2 separate regions of the Homo sapiens genome follow, and region 2 is linked to region 1. A link is a loop called in an ENCODE intact Hi-C map of the cell type or tissue named here. Cell type or tissue: IMR-90. All regions are shown on one strand.

What was found. Hi-C counts contacts between places; a loop is a spot of excess contacts. Peaks named below come from ENCODE experiments on the same cell type or tissue, not always from the same donor. Only the 100,000 strongest peaks of a DNase experiment are listed, where the experiment ranks them.
Region 2: it touches region 1 in a loop (2.6-fold over the local background); 3 of 110 quality-filtered maps call a loop at or near these places.

What each region holds. Positions count from the first base shown.
Region 1 is chr7:124,793,610-124,796,109 of GRCh38, reverse strand. No RefSeq gene overlaps it. Among named protein-coding and RNA genes, the nearest start is that of LINC03043, 4.0 kb to the right of the region's middle. In IMR-90, no CTCF peak of the experiment used is centred here; no DNase peak of the experiment used is centred here.
Region 2 is chr7:123,973,970-123,976,469 of GRCh38, reverse strand. No RefSeq gene overlaps it. Among named protein-coding and RNA genes, the nearest start is that of SPAM1, 50 kb to the right of the region's middle. In IMR-90, no CTCF peak of the experiment used is centred here; no DNase peak of the experiment used is centred here.

The DNA.
Region 1 (2,500 bases):
CCAAAATTCCCTAAATATGGTGGGGAATTTTTAAGGCTGAAAACAAACTTCAGGCTTTAAAACCTCCAATAATTTCCAGTAGGAGTAATGCATATAAAACAGTAACATAATAAAACTGCTGATAACTCAAAACGAAAAGAAATGCTGAAGTAGTCAGAGGTGTGTGTGGGGAGAAGGTAGGGGTAGGGTGATGGAATATTAGACACAGGAAAACAATGATTCAAAGATGATTGACTTCTCACCAAAAACACTGAAGGCCAGAAGACAATGGAACAAGTCTTTAAAGTGTTGAAAATAAAATTATCTCAACTCAGAATTTTATCTCCAAAAATAATAACTTCAAAAAGAAAGACAAAACAAAGACTTTTCAAATAAAAGCTGATAATTTGCCATGAGCAGAACTTGCACTGTAAGAAATGCTGAAGAATTTTCTTTAGGTTGAAGAAAAATAATGACTAAACAACTCAGATCTTCAGGAAAGATTGAAGAGCAGAAGAAAAGATAAATACGTAAATGCATTTAAAATGATATCCTTTTTTTCTCCCTTAATTTCTTTAAAAGACAACTGCATTTTTTGGTTTTAAATTGTGTATTGACAAATTATAGTTGTATCTATTTATGGGGTTCAAAGTGATGTTATGATTTTTTAATACAGTGTGGAATGTTTAAGCTAATTAATGTATTAATCATCTCAAATATTTTACATTTTTGGTGATGAGAACATTAGAACTTTACTCTCTTAGCAATATTGAAATGTACAGCACTCAGTTATTAGCATATTCAGCATGCTATGTAACTGATATAAAAAAATCAGATAAGGTTGTATCATGAGTTTTATAGTGTATATGGATTTGACATCTATAACAATAATAGCACAGAAAATGGGAATAGATAGGATCATGGAGTTAAGCTCTAGCATTTAAGTCAGCTGGACAAAATATTAGCTCTAAGTGCTGTGATAACTTAAAGATGCATATGGTAATTATATGTAAATTACTAAAAGCAATCCACATAGGTGTAGCTAAAAGCCAAAAATAAATAAATAAATAGGTCGGGCTCAGTGGCTCACGTCTGTAATCCCAGTACCTTGGGAGGCTGAGACTGGAGGATTACTTGAGCCTAGGGGTTCAAGGCCAGCCTGGGCAATATAGCAAAACACCATCTCTACAAGAGATTTTAAAAGTAGCACATGCCTGTAGTCTCAGCTACTCAGGAGGTTGAGGTGGGAGAATTGCTTGAGCCTAGGAGATCCATGCTGCAGTGAACCATAATTGTGCCTCTGTACTCCAGCCTGGGCAACAGAGTGAGACCCTGTCTCAATAAATAAATAAATAAAGACTTAAAATGGATTGCTAATAATAAATAATTAACTAATTTAAAGGGGTGAAGAAAAGAAACCTGTGCATTTTGATGTATGTAAAGTTTTACTGTAATAAAACAAGGAAAAAAATACTCAAATGAACAAAAACAGACCTAGTGGATCCCAGAATATTGGGAATGGGATTTAGAAATTTATAACAATCCCCCCCACAACAATTGTGATGATCATCCATGTTTGAAACTATTAATGTAGATAGATCTTACCAACTTTCCTGTGGTTATGAAAAACACAAAGCCACTTTCAAGGCTCTTCTCTCCTTCATACAGACACATCACTCAATTGTGAGAGCAGCAGGAACCTCAGACTTGTCAGCTGGGGGAAGCTGGATATGGCCTAATGGTCTGTAAGAACTATGTCATCAAAATGACAGCAGTTATGAAAGCCTTGGATAGTTTAAAGCTTGCTATTTTCTTTTTTATTCTTACATACTTCTTGCTAACTTTTATCTTCCTTCAATTTGTTTTTTATAGGCATCTGATGGAGAGAGAATTATCATAATCTGACACTTCCATTTTTATAGGAAAAGAGACTTGCATGGGGAGTATCAATGTCCTCTGTCAACTCAGACATTTATGGCCTAAGCACATTTGGCACTGAAGTTTTAAGGAGACAAGTCTGTGGTATATACAGTATTTCTATAAATCCAGTGCTTTGAGGAGGATGGAGAATCTGTCAGAAATGTAGAGAGACCAGTGAGATCTGTAGTACATCATCAGGCAAGTCATGAGAGATTTGATATAAAACTGTTTCTTGTTCCTCTGGAAGTCACCTTCCATTGTGTTGTGTTGAGGCAAATAAGAAGGAAACTCTTCAGGAAAAAAGCTGATTTAAAATCAGGACAATAATTTATAGTGCCTAGTGTGGAGATTACATGTGCAAATCTCAGTGTAGATAAAAGTGTATAATTTGTAGATTATAAATACTCATTTAATGTAATATTAAGAAAATTTTATAATCATTTTAGAAACATGAATTTTTTCCCAGTAACCTTCCAGGATGGTGGATAAGGTTCCATATTCTTCAGGAATATAACCTGATCAAAATCCTCTAATTTCATAATGAGTATCCTGATTGAAGGTTATTTCTACTAAATTTCTCCACATCTGACTCTCTGAGTTG
Region 2 (2,500 bases), 820 kb after region 1:
TTTGGCGAATAACTTCCCACTCTTACCCTTGGCATGGTAGTCTCTAAGCATCATAGTCTGTATGATCTTAAGCCACATACCTACCCACTTCGACCTTCCTACCTTGACTCCTAGGCCAATCAAATCTCCTCCTCCATCTTTCTAGATCTATTTCTGATGGATTTTTCTATCCCACTCTCCCCATCCTCATCACTTCTACATTCAGCCTCAGTCTCTCTCTCTACCTGCTGCTTATCTTGACACATGGCTTTTGATCTCTGCTTTTTCCTCTTCACCTACACTGGCCCATCCTCATCCCACCCCATTATCTGAGCCTCTTCAGTCTAAGGAAAGGCACAAGGCATACATTTAGCATCCTTGTCTGCTGAACTGTATTATCATCACTGTGAAAAACACCGACTGCACTGCCAAGTCCCCCTGTGCTCATCTCCTTGACTTTGTTGAGCTAACAGGGCTTGGCTTCACATCAAGCTCAGTTCTTGTTTTGGTCTTCTCTGGCACTCCCCCTCTCTCTCTGTGACCTTAAGTCAAATAGATGTTTTACCACTTGCTTGGAGGCAGATAAAAAATGTCCTACTTCATGGGAGAGTTGTGAGGACTAATTAAAAGCTCCTGAGGTATTTTGAGAACTTGCTTCGTTCTTAGGAAACTTAAGTTCTTGACAGCCTGGCTGCACAGGTTCCTTATAAACATGTCTGGGTTTTAGGTGCAACTTCCTCAAGCTAGGAATGGACTAAAATGAAACTGCAGTGTGACCAGCCATCAATTCAAATGCAACCCTAATGCAAGTATCCATTTGTATAGCACCCCTTTTTGTGTTCAAAGTGATTCAGATATAAATATTTTCTTTATTCTGATTTCCTCATTTAGAGGCTTTCATGTGGGAGACCCAATGGTTACTACATGCAAGAGTATGTAGTAATACTTTTTTATGGTAAAGAAAGTAATCTTGGAGAAAGGTTTCAGGCCAAAGTGTCTCTTCTGTTACTTGGCTGAATGAAATCCCTTGCTAATTTATATCTACAAATATGCCTTTGAAGTGACAACAATCTAGCTCAAAATATATAGTATAATCAAAATGTGGGTGAGGGATACTAAAAAAAGCAGATGATGCCACCCAGAAAGTCCATCTGTGTGACTTTCAATGTAACTATCTTAAGCAGGAAGATAGTTCTGCCACCACTGTGGCAGGAAGCCTCAGACAGTGTTTTAGAATCAGAATCAGAAAGGAGTCCAGGGGATTTACAGGGCTGTGGACAATAGCATCCTTAGCCCTAATCTTCCTGAGAGTAGTGGAGTGGTGGGCAAGCCCCATTTTCTGCTCTGTCCCAATTTACTCTACCATGCTACTTCACAGAATCAACCTAAATAAATAAAAATGGCAGAAATCAACACTCCCTTTCTATAACCTTAAGCCAGATGGATAATTTTACAGGAAAAGATATGAAGGAGGAAATTCAAAAATATAAACAACAGATAAATCAAGCTCGATCCAGCTGCAGTCATTTCCCCCAGGCGGAACAGGCTCCTCCATTGGTTGTAGCCTGACAGGATTCCTCAGAAAAGGAACAGCACGTGTTTGTATGGACCCCAGAAAAGAACCATGCCCCGACGCTATCAGCGTCTTTTAAAAGAATTTGTTTTATTATTTGGTGTTCTTTTTCTTTCTCTCCTCTCTGTGTTTCGTTTCCTGATCATACAAGTGAAACTCAAGGCAGTTACAATACACTTTCATGCCACACAGATGTATCAGGGGTACTACTGAGTTGGTGCAAAAGTTACTGTGGTTTTGGCCATTACTTTTAATGGCCAAAAGTATTTTACTCAGGCCTGACAATAACTCACTAGTCCCTCAAATTCCTTCTCCCAGACAAGCAGGGTCCTACACCCCTGGGCTCTAGCTGAAGCTGTTTCCTCAATTCCAGGTCAAGTGGAGGCATGTATTACTTGCACTCAGACTGAGGTGTGTGCAGCCAGCAGGGCAGGATGATCTGAGAAGCAGCTTCATGGAAAGAAGCCAATGGGATGTGAGCAGATCATCCACGGGAGGCATCAACCTGAGGGGCAGAGCATGAAGTTCACCGAATACAATTGAAAATCAGTCACCAGGGGAAATTTAAAACACAGCAGAGAGGAAAAAATCTGATTTCAGTCCCAACTCTCTTACTGCTATCTGTGTCATCGTGGCTATGTCACTTAGCATATCTAAGCCTCAATTTCCTCATCATGGACATAATGACAGCTTCTATCTCAAGTATTATGAGGAACAAATGTGAGGGTGCATGCAAAGCACTTATTAGAATACTTGACATAAAGTAGAGGTTCCTTATATTTCATCTACTAGAATTACTACTATTATTGTTATTGTTACTCACCCTTAACGAAGAGGGAGTGGCTGTATCCATATTTAGAGGGCATTCGTGTATTTAGCGTGGCAAAGAGGGATTAAACTAATCTTAAGTGGGTAAACGAAAGATGCCTAGCACATGTTGACCCCGAC